Regions from separate parts of the Homo sapiens genome. Here regions 2, 3 and 4 are each linked to region 1. A link is a contact called in ENCODE Hi-C or POLR2A ChIA-PET data. All regions are on one chromosome and are shown on one strand. Each heading gives the region's core, a stretch centred on a gene start or an enhancer-like site at or near the end of the contact. The rest is flanking DNA. Distances are from core to core; before and after follow the strand shown.

Region 1 (2,700 bases), core at 191-2,690:
TTGCCAGGAAAACATTGAAGACAGAGACCAAAGCCCTGAGGGCAGAGAGGAGCTGCAAACCAAGACCTGAATATTTGAAAATACCATTTATTAACCTTCAAATGCAATTGTAGCTGCAGCACCATCACTGCTGGCCTGTAAAACATTTTATATTCTTAAGAGGGAGGCATTCGTGATACTAATTCTTTTTACAGATAGTTTCTGATGTTATCCCAAAAGCAATGCACTTTAAAAAATAATGATCAGAATCAAAGAATTTAAACAAAAAGCAAAGAATTTAAACAAAAAGCACTTTTCACCGCATTATTTAATTAAATCATTTGTCAAAATGAAATTTGACCTTCTGCTTATTGGCAAAATCCTCATTTATAACATTTACAAGAGATTTTAACTCAATAAACGAAGTACGTTAACAGTGCACTGCCCTGCCCTGCAGTAACGCCCCCCACCCCCACAAACTGTATCTGGGGTCAGCTGTTGCTGGGAATAAAAATAATAGGCAGATTCACTCCAGCTTTCAGTCTTTCATTTGCAACCAATCTCCAAGCCCCAGAGCCTGGGGGCCGTGCCTTTCCACCCTTCACGCGGGGCGCACGGATCTGAATATTTAACACCCGGTTCCAGGACACGCGCCTGGGGAACACCCACAATCCCTCGCGGCCCGCGGAGCCCGGCTGGCGGGTGACCCAGCGCCCGCGGCTCCGAGAGGAGCGAGGTCACCCGGCGCTTCCCGAGACCTTGGCCCTAGGCCCAGCTGGCGCTGGGACGCGAGGCAACCGAGCCGCCGGCCAATCAGCGCTTTGCAGGACTAGCACGCAGGGGCCGCACCCCTGAGGGTGACCGGAACCGCTCCCGCGGGAAGGGCAGGGTGCGGCGCCTGGCCGCAGACAGACAAGGGGGCGCCGGCTCTTCAGAACCCCAGGGAGAAAGCGGTGGAGGGCTAGAGTTGAGGAGACTAAGGACATTTGAGGAGGGCAGGCATTACCAAGTTAAAACCTCCTGAAAGACAACTCCATTGGGCGACCGTCTGCGCCGCACAGCCTGACGGGAGCGTCATCCTTCCTGCGCAGGCTGCAACCGACAGACAGGCTCGGCTCCGCCTCCAGCCGCGGGGCACGCGGGGAGAGCCGTTCCTCCCTCCCTCCGCTAACCCGGACAGCAAAGGAGCATTTCCGGCGTAAGACTGTCCCTACGGAAGGGGTGGGGCTAGCTTGGCCCCGTCTTTCACGCCCAGAGGGGGCGGGGTGAACCGTGACAGCGCTTCGGCCCGCACTAAGGCCGGCTCTTGTGCCGGAAGGAGGAAGGCGTGGGCATTCGCCCCTCGGAGCTAGGGAGTGTGTGCGACGCCGCTGCGAGGTCACGTGAGCCACTGCCGGCAGAGAGGGAAAGGGGCGGGGCCCAGAACGAAGCGGGGAGGCGCCCCTTGTTTCCCTGGGGTCACGCGCAGCCGGAAGTGGCGGCTGCTGCGGAGAATTGGAGATGGGGACCGCCCTGGACATCAAGATTAAAAGAGCGAATAAAGTTTATCACGCCGGGGTAAGTGGGGGCTGGGGGTGGGGATGGAGGTGGGGTTGGGCGGGTCTGCAGGTTCCGCTGTCTCCATCGCTCTGCGCACGTCCCGCGTCCCTAGGCGGGGCAGGGCTGTCCCGCCAGGTGCGTCTCCGCCAAGGTGGGTGCGTTCCCGCCAGGTGCGTCCCCGCCAGGTGCTTCCCGCGCGAGGCTGGCTGCCCTGCGAGGAGGCCCCAGGGCAGGCGCCGCCGCCGCATCTGCGGGACGTGCAGGGCAGGCGCCCAGCTCCGGGGCTGCGCTCTTCCCATCTGGCCCCTTGAACACCCGGCGGTGTTGGGTTCTCAGGCTTGAGCTCCCTCAGTGAGCGCTGAGGGCGGAGGAGTTGACGACCAAACTCCCCTTTCCCTCTCTCCTAAGGTGACCGCAAAGGTCTAATGAACGAAAGCTAAAACAAACCTTGGAAGCAGAAATGGGTATGTCTGGCGGCAGCATATATTAGATGGTAGTCACTTTTAACAACATACTAACATACTACGAAAGTTACTGCTTTTTCTGGTTTTATTCTTCGACTGACACAAAGGAATGGCTATTAAAATGCAAGTATAAAAAAGTAAAATCTTGACTATGCCATTAACAGGTTTTGTGACATTGGCCAGTCATTTAACCTCCTTGGGCCTCAGTGTCCTTATTTGCAAATGAGGGTGTTGTAAGGTTCCTCTAACTCGGGGAATCTCAACCCTTACTCTACATCAGAATCAGTCATCCTGGAGAATTTTAAAATATGATTGCTTGGGTTCCACTCCCAGCGATACCGGTGATATATGTGCAGCTAGGGTTGAAATCACAGCCCCAACACTCTTTGGAATAAAATTGATCGCAGTGGTTGGTCATATTAATGCAAAGTAATCTCAAAAGGGACAGAATTTCAGACAAAGGTCTTGGATGGATGCTAAAACTTTTGGGCAAAAGACAACTAGGGAAGCCTGCTCTTATTTACACAAGCTCAAATGGTCATCCCCTTGATGGTTAATTACAAAGGGAAAAATCTGGCCCGCGCGGTGGCTCACGCTTGTATTACCAGCACTTTGGGAGGCCGAGGCGGGCGGATCACCTGAGGTCAGGAGTTCGAGACCAGCCTGGCCAACATGGTGAAACCTGGTCTCTACTAAAAATACAAAAATTAACCGGGCG
Region 2 (2,700 bases), core at 135-2,634, 260 kb after region 1:
TATTCTTAGTTCCAGTGTCTGCCTGAAAAAGAGGCACCGGACCCCCCAGGAACTTTCCCTGGAGTTCTCAGGGCTGTGGATAAATTACTGTCATTTGTGTTTTTTCTCTCCTGCTACGTCCCCAGTTCTCTGTCTCCAGTTAAGCTTTGAGAAGGGAGGTCCCGAATCTCACACAATTATCAGGGAACCCATTAGTTGAGAGATTTCTCTCCCTGCAAATCCTGGCTGAATTGTTCAATTCGGGGTTCCCCAACTATAGCTGTCTACTTTGTCCCCGGTTAATTTCAATCACACCACCTTGGTCACGGAAGGAGATTGATTCTACAGAGATGATTTTACAGAGTTGTAGGATGAAAAACAAACAAACAAAAAAAGGGGGCTGGGCGCGGTGGCTCACACCTGTAATCCCAGCACTTTGGGAGGCTGAGGTTACTGGATCACTCGAGGTCAGGAGTTCGAGACCAGCCTGGCCAACATGGCGAAACCCAGTCTCTACTAAAAATACAAAAATTAGCCGGGCGTGGTGGCAGGCGCGTGTAATCCCTGCTACTCAGGAGGCTGAGGCAGGAAAATCGCTTGAACCCGGGAGGCGGAGGTTCCCGTGAGCCGAGATCACGCCATTGCACTCCAGCCTGGGCGACACAGTGAGACCCTGTCTCAAAAAAAAAAAAAAAAAAAAAAAAAAGAGGGAATCTTTCTCCTGCCTGGCTACCTGGCCCATCCGGCCTACCCGGTCCCTTCCCTACCTCCCTGGCTAATTTGATTTCCTACAACGTTACTGTCTTTAAAAGGGTTGGTGCCCAGGGACAGCGAACGCCGAGCCCCCAATCCAGGGACAACAGAAACGGCTACCGAGAAAGTAGCAAGGTGAGAGATTGCCTTTGCAAGGCTGGCTTAGGAGCCCGAGACTGCAGTGTCCCCGGCTGGCTAACTGAGATCTCCTCTACACGGAAGCGTCGGCCCCTTTCCTGGCCAGCTACATCCTGGGCCTCCGCACTTCAGAGCTGTGCGTTGGAACCGGAGAACTGAGCGCCCCTCCCGGGAACCCGGCTGCCGGCTCAGGAGCTTGCTTGGCGTCGCCGTCGAGCTCCGGAGCTCCGCTGGGGATCGGGGGTTCAGCAGCGCCCCAGCCTCCCGCTCGCTGCGCTCCCCGCACCGCCACCGCGCACGCCTCTCAGCGCGTCCACCGGGGCGCGGGGCCACCCTCACCTCTCCGGCCCGCGCGGTGGCGGAGGCCTCCAGGGAGCGTCCCCGGGGCAGTGACAGCCGCGCCCCCGCGCCTTCCGGGCTCCGGCCGCCGCTTCGGGCTCCATGGTGCCGGCGGAGCCCGCGCCCCTTGCTGCGGCGCCGGCCTACGAGCGCGCCTAGATCCACTCGGGCTAACGCGCTCACCTACCCGCGCGCCAGGTTTAAAAACGGGGGCGGGGCGGCGCGGGCAAGCGCTGGGAGGGGGCAGGACCCGAGGAGCTCCGTGAGGGGTGCGGAGGGGGCCGCAGGGTACGAAGGAAAAGCCCGGGTCGGAGGAGCGGAGGGGACCAGAGAAGTTCCGGGAGGGGACCAGGGAGCCGGGGATGGGGAGGAGACGAGAAAAGCTCAAGGAGGTGGCGCCGGGTGTCAAGGAGGGGGGTCCGGCAGGCCCGGGCAAGGGTGGGGACGGGACAAAGAAAAGTCGGGGAGGGGGCACCAGAGAAGGGGTGACCAGAGGATGGAGGTACCAGGGATTGGGGCCACGAGCTCGGGCTGGAGACAGCGGGAAGTGACCCAGGAACCCGGGAGAGGAAAGCGAGGCCCGCGGGCTAGGGGCGTTTCCGTCGGGCGCACTCCCTCGGGGACTGGGGGGACCTGCGCTCACCTGCTGGGCTTCCCCTGCCGGATGTGGGATGTGAGGAGTCCCGGCTTCTCCGTCCCTCTGTGGTCCCCGCGGCCTCGGGCTTTGGTCCTGTGCGAGCATCGGATTCCCTGGGTTTCCGGAGAATCTCGCTTCCACCGCCTTAGAGCGGCAGCGGGTCTTCGGGGACATCTACCGAATCCTCGGGTCCGCGTGCACCGGCCTTGCCTTCGGTGCTGGACAGTGGGCTCCCGGACGCCCCGACGCCAGGGCTCGAACCCGTGGCGAAGCGGGTGGGGTGGGGCGCGGCGACCCTTCCAGGAGACAGAAGGCCAGGAATGGAACCGAGCAAGAGGGGTGCTACGAGCGCACCCTTCCCACCGATGGCGGCCTTGGAAAGAATGCGAATTTTTAATAAAGCCTGGAGCGGCGGGCTTCTCCTTCGGTTAGCCCCAGCCAGGCTTAGAAAGGGCCTCCCGACCAGCAGAAGCGACCTTGCCCGACCCTGGGGACACTTCCCCGGGCGTCGCTGGAGCGCCGCTGCCACCATCACCAGCGCACGGCCAGGGTGGGAGAAAGCGGTTTCACACGTAGAGCACTGCGACAGAACACCGAAGGCGCTGGAGGGCCTTCAACTACCCCGGGCTCCTCAGGGGTAGTTACTTTATATAATTTAAGTTACTGTGATGGATGTTAAAAAATCGAAGAACTAGGCCAGGCGCGGTGGTTCTCACCTGTAATCCCAGCACTTTGGGAGACCGAGGCAGGTGGATGGATCACTTGAAGTCAGGAGTTCGAGATCAGTCTGGCCAATATGGTGAAACCCGTCTCTACTAAAAATAAAAAAATTAGCCGGGCGTGGTGGCAGGCTC
Region 3 (2,700 bases), core at 24-2,523, 360 kb before region 1:
TCTCCCTTTTTTTCTCTCTTTCTTGTACTATATTTATGACTTTATTATCAAGATTATTTGCCTTATAGAATGAGTTAGGAAATGATTCTTCTATTTCCTAGGAGAGTTTATGTAAAATTATCATGATTTCTTCCTAGAATATTTCATTGAACTCATCTTTAAGATTGTCTGGGCTTTGTAATTTCTTTATGGCAAGTTTTTAATCACTGGCTCAATTTCATAATTGGTTATAAGGTATCTCTGCTTTTTATTTTTACTTAAATAAGTATTGGTAATTTATATGATTTAGAAAATTGTCCATTTCGTCTATATTTTTAAGTTATTATAATCTCCTTTTGTGTTTTCAGTCTCTGCTGTTTCTAAAGTTATGTATACCTTTGAGTTCCCAATGCCATTTATTTTTGCCTTCTACACCTTTTACTTGGCCAGTCTGATCAGAGATTTGTCTATTTTACTAGACTTTTCAAAAAACAACTTTTGCCTTTATTGATTCTCACTGTGGTTGACTTGTTTTATATTTTATTAATTTATACAATGATCTTTGTTGCCTATTTCCCGTGAATTAATTCTGTTGTTCATTTCCTAATGTCTTCAGTTGAATATTCTAAACATTAATGTTCAGACTTTCTTGTTTTCTAATATATGCATTTAGGCATATAAATTTTTCTTACTTTCTATATGCCCTTTAATTTTTATATTTAGAATTTCAATATCACTCAGTCCTAAGTACTATCAAATTTCCATTATGGTTTCTTCTTTGACATTTAGAAGTGTGGTCATATATTCCAAAACGAGGTAATTTTTAAGTTCATCTTTTCTTATTGTTTTCCGTCCTGTGCATGCAAAGCTCACGATTATATCAATTCATACACAGAATCTGGAAATCCTCTTCTCCAGTTCTCTCCTCTGTGAGATCCACCCCTCCCCCCGGTCGGCCCCCACTTTCAGCTCCCGGGCCTCCTTTTCTGATACTTCTTTCTCTAAAGCCAAGACTTGCTCAGCATTTGAGCCACCTGGGCTGCTGCATTGTTTTACACAATCGGGGCCACTCTTAGGGTAAAGCAGTCAGAGGAAAGAGGAAAATGCAGCCACAAACTCTGGTCCCTGGAATTCCCCTTTCCCAATACTCGGTCCAAAAAGACAGGCTCTCTCTCAGTTTTTGGCACCTGTGTCACCGCTGCACTGCAGAGCAGCTGAGGACAAAGGCTGCACTCAGGGCTGGTGGGGAAGTCCTCACACTCAATTAACGGGGATTCCCACTCCCGTCTCTGACTCACAGCAGCACCTTTTCCTGGTCCTCCGGTTAGAAAGGCAGGGTTTCTCTCTGAGATTTTCTTGCCAGCACTTGTTCTGCATTGGGGCCCCAGTTCTACACTGGGGCCACTCTCAGGTTAAAGCCAGAAAATAAAAGAGGAAGGCAGAAAAATTTATCCTCAGACGATTCATTCCTCAAGTTTTGACTCCCTTCTCCAATCGTCCTGCTATTGTGAACTTTCTAGAGTCTTCAGGTGGTTTCATTTTGTACATTGTCCAGAGGCCTCAACTATACTTGGTGGGAAGGAATAGGCGTGTTATTCCCTCTTCACCAGCCCCAGAAGGCTCATCTCTTGCTTTTATTGAACTCAGGTTTAATTCAAATTATGAATTTTGTACTTTTCCAGCATTGTATTATATTTTAGCTGAGGGTCCTTCATCTGCAGACAGACATGACGCTGGAAGCAGTAATCTCCCACTTTCTTTTCTAATGACTCACAAGCAATCTTTTTATTTAACATTAATAATACATTTCAGACATGGCCAATGAACGATATTAAGCTGTTTCTGTATGGTTCTCTAAGTCTACTCTTTTCACTTAACCATAAGTACTTGCTGGGAACCTCCAATGTTGAAGCACTGTGCTAAATGCTAAGGAATATGGAAATAAGACCAATAGATCCTCAGGGCATTCACAATTCAGCAAGGAAAACAGACACATATAACTGCTGTAAAACACTCTGATAAGTGCTGTGATAGGTCACTGAAGTGTTATGGTGGCCTGGAACTCGATAGTTCCAGCAAGAGACTGGTTGGTCACAATGTGCTTTGGAAAGGAGACCACACATTAGTTAGCTCTTGAAAGATGAGCAGCATTTTACTATGGGAAGGGCATTCAAGATAAAGGAGAGGACAAGCACTGTCACAAAAATAGAAATGCAAATGGCAACTACCATTAACAACAATGCATTATATACCCAAAAATTGCTAAGAGTAGATTTTAAATGTTCTCACAACAAAAAAATAAGTGTGTGAGGTAATGGCTATGTTAATTAGCTAGACTTAGCCTTTTCACAACATACACGTATATCAAAATATCATGTACACCATCAATATGTATAATTTTTACTTGTCAAATACATAAAACGAAAGGTAAGACATTTTGTAATTTTCCAGCATTGTGTTATATCTTAGCTAAGGGTCCTTCATATGCAGACTGACATGATGATGGAAGCAGAAATCTCCCACTTTCTTTTCTAATGACTCACAAGCCATCTTTTTATTTAATAATAAATTCAGACATGGCCAACGAACAATATTAAGCTGTTTCTGTATAGTTCCCCAAGTCCACTCTTTTCACTTAGCAAGTACTTATTGGGAACCTCCAATATTGAAGCACTGTGCAAATGCTAAGGAATATGGAAATAAACAAGACAAATAGATCCT
Region 4 (2,700 bases), core at 122-2,621, 270 kb before region 1:
CACACCTTCCTACCTTTGCTGATGCAGTTCTTTGAACAGCTTCCCTGAACTCCTAATCCCCATGCACTGGTCCTCAAACAAATGCAGGCATCATGCCAAACCCTTCTCAAGTGCTACCTCCTCTGAAGCTGCCCACCCTGTTCCTCTTCGGATCCTGCCAATCCTTGAATCATGCCCCTACCACATTAAAAGAAGTATCCATGCATGGTGGCCCCTGTCAGACTGCCTCTGATAGAACTGCTCCTTGTTTCACAGTCCCCTTCCTAGGCAGTGGGCTGTGTCTCAACCGGTCTGTCCTTCCTCCAATCCAGTTGTCTCTTCCTGCACCTACACCGTACTGATCAGACTGCAGTGGCTTCAAAGAATATTCCAACATCTGGTGAAGCAAGTCGCCCCACCCCTAATTGCTCTTCTTCCTTGTGCTTTTCTCGCTATTCTCAGGCATTGATTTTCCTATATTATTTTAACCAATCGAAAATGCTACGAGTAGATCAGTGGTTGCCTAGGAATGGGACAGAGAGAAAGATGGACCAGAAATGGGAACAGGGAGTTTTTGGGGAGATGAAATTGACATTCTGATAGTGGTGTGATGACATAAGGGTATACATACATCAAAACTGATCAAGTTTTCATGAACACAAAGGGGAACAACAGACACTGGGACCTACCCGAGAGTGGAGGAGGGAGAGGAGCAGAAAACATAACTATTGGGCATTGGGCTTAATACCTGGGTGCCAAAATAATCTGTACATCAAACGCCCATGACATGAGTTTACCTATATAACAAACCTGCACACGTACCCCTGAACCTACAAATATAAGTTTTAAAAAACGGGTCAAATTTTACATTTAAAATAGGTCCTTTAATATCCTTGAGCTGTTTTTGAGAGTCTACACTAAGAGTGCCACTAGTCCCCCTAACAATTTGGCAAGTGAGTAGGTAGTTAGAATGAAACCAAGAATCTTTATTTTCCCTCTCAAAAAAAATGAAACGAACACTTCACCCATATTATTAATTCAGTTCACTTGGTATCAGTGCCTCTCAGTCCTGCGGGCTGGTCGCTTCTCCCTGGATTGCTTCCTGGGCATTCCAGCAGTGAGTCCCCCCATGAGCGGCCTCCATGGCACAGCCCCAGCCCTGGGTGGCTTCCAGCCAGTGCCAGCAGGAGAAACACCCACGGATGGATTTACCTGGGCACATACCCTAGTGACTGCACAGCACAGCACTGACCATGGGACACCTGCCAATCACCCTCCCACGAGCAGTGCTGGAGAGCCTGCAGCCAGACAGGTTCCCCCCCAGGGACTTCTGCAGCACTGCCCGAGGCAGCCAGCAGGGAGCTCTGAGACGTGGCACCTCCCCGGGGGCCAATTCCCACAGCAGAGGGTGGGTTTCAGTCACGTCTTGCTGGGGAAGCACCTCAGCAAGCTCCTCTGTCGTCCAGTGAGTCACGATCACACCCTCTCCCATGAATGAGTCATGACGGCAGCCCTCTCCACGAGGTCTGGGTCTTAGCAGAGGGGTGCGGGTAGGAGTGGCCCTTCGTTGGGTGCTCAGGATCAGTTCCAGGTGTAGTGACTGCTGGGTGCATTGGTGATTCCTACATTGTTTAGCCAGTTCTCTTATCAGCTAATTCCCCCAACTCCAGTTAATTATATATACTTGTATACGTGTGTGTGTGTATATATATGTGTGTGTGTGAATAAAAGCAAGGGTAAGCAGGAAAACCCCGAAGAGAAACGTGATGAAATGAGGTGCACCTGCCTGCTAAGTATTGAAACGGCCCAGAAGCCTCTGTAACTGAAGCCAGGTAGGAGTGGCATGTGCAGAGGTTTACAAACCAACACAGCACATTAGAAGGTTCAGAAGAAGACCCAAGTAATCACGACAGTTATCATATGATAAGTGATCAATGTGAATCTTTAACTAAGATGGGGGAAAGATGAACTTTTTAATAAGTGGTGTTGGAACAACCAGCCAGCCATTTGGGAAAATATAAAATTGAATCCATGCCTCACAATATATAATAATAGGATAAATTCCAAATGGATCAAAGATTTACGTGAAAAATATGAAACCATTAAAAACATTAGACTGGGGAAGACTTTTCTTTTCTTTTTTGAGATGGAGTTTCACTCTTGTTGCCAAGGCTGGAGTGCAGTGGTGCAATCTCGGCTTACTACAACCTCCACCTCCCGGGTTCAAGCGATTCTCCCACCTCAGCCTCCCAAGTAGCTGGGATTACAGGTGCCCGCCACCAAGCCTGGCTAATTTTTGTATTTTTAGTAGAGACAGGGTTTCACCATGTTGGCCAGGCTGGTCTCGAACTCCTGACCTCAGGTGATCCAGCCACCTTGGCCTCCTAAAGTGCTGGGGAACATTTTTCTTTTACCCAAAATACAGAGAGCAAACTGTTCTAGATCTAAGGAGAGGTAAGAAACGAACTAAACACAACACGTGGACCCTAATTGAATCCTGGTTTGAACAAACTGGCAGTAAAATATTTTGGGGACAATGGGAACACTGAATACGGATCAAGTGTTTGACACCAGTAAGGAATGATTTTAATTCTCTTTAAGGTGTGATAATGGTATTAATGGATAAGCAAGACAATGTCATTTTTTAGAGATGCAGACTGAAGTAATTTGGAAATACCACGTTTCAGCAAAAAACAATTGTTAAATCTAAGCGAAGTTGGT

The links. Hi-C counts contacts between places; a loop is a spot of excess contacts on that map. ChIA-PET counts read pairs that join two places held with the same protein, here RNA polymerase II (POLR2A). Pooled maps may share reads with other maps.
Region 2: a loop to region 1 is called in a pooled map, with 7 times the contacts of the local background. The contact joins the promoter of RIPPLY3 here to the promoter of VPS26C in region 1. A Hi-C loop is called at or near these places in 1 of 168 maps with a recorded cell type or tissue (prostate gland), 7 of 37 single-sample maps with no recorded cell type and 9 of 50 pooled maps. POLR2A ChIA-PET finds 5 or more read pairs at or near these places in 2 of 52 experiments (WTC11 and activated B cell).
Region 3: a pooled map shows a loop between it and region 1 (2.6-fold over the local background). The contact joins the enhancer-like site here to the promoter of VPS26C in region 1. A Hi-C loop is called at or near these places in 4 of 37 single-sample maps with no recorded cell type and 6 of 50 pooled maps.
Region 4: a pooled map shows a loop between it and region 1 (3-fold over the local background). The contact joins the enhancer-like site here to the promoter of VPS26C in region 1. A Hi-C loop is called at or near these places in 1 of 168 maps with a recorded cell type or tissue (sigmoid colon) and 4 of 50 pooled maps. POLR2A ChIA-PET finds 5 or more read pairs at or near these places in 4 of 52 experiments (BJ, PC-9, activated B cell and 1 more).

The regions. Positions count from the first base shown.
Region 1 is chr21:37,266,074-37,268,773 of GRCh38, reverse strand. VPS26C (VPS26 endosomal protein sorting factor C) reads left to right here and starts at 1,440. Exons shown (of 8, transcript NM_006052.2): 1 at 1,440-1,536. The coding sequence starts at 1,480. RefSeq lists silencers at 635-794, 1,535-1,844 and an enhancer at 1,335-1,394.
Region 2 is chr21:37,005,386-37,008,085 of GRCh38, reverse strand. RIPPLY3 (ripply transcriptional repressor 3) reads right to left here and starts at 1,384. Exons shown (of 4, transcript NM_018962.3): 1 at 1,210-1,384. The coding sequence starts at 1,313. RefSeq lists a silencer at 1,210-1,319 and an enhancer at 1,543-2,043.
Region 3 is chr21:37,630,349-37,633,048 of GRCh38, reverse strand. All of the region lies in intron 3 of KCNJ6 (potassium inwardly rectifying channel subfamily J member 6), which reads left to right. The region is part of intron 1 of KCNJ6-AS1 (KCNJ6 antisense RNA 1); the gene reads right to left. Among named protein-coding and RNA genes, the nearest start is that of KCNJ6-AS1, 110 kb to the right of the region's middle. Within about 2 kb of position 1,273, at least 3 of the 41 ENCODE cell types and tissues checked have a DNase peak (open chromatin) inside an H3K27ac peak, as active enhancers do.
Region 4 is chr21:37,532,107-37,534,806 of GRCh38, reverse strand. The region is part of intron 1 of KCNJ6-AS1 (KCNJ6 antisense RNA 1); the gene reads right to left. Among named protein-coding and RNA genes, the nearest start is that of KCNJ6-AS1, 15 kb to the right of the region's middle. RefSeq lists enhancers at 1,359-1,408, 1,519-1,748. Within about 2 kb of position 1,371, at least 3 of the 41 ENCODE cell types and tissues checked have a DNase peak (open chromatin) inside an H3K27ac peak, as active enhancers do; they include PC-9, where a contact is called at or near this core.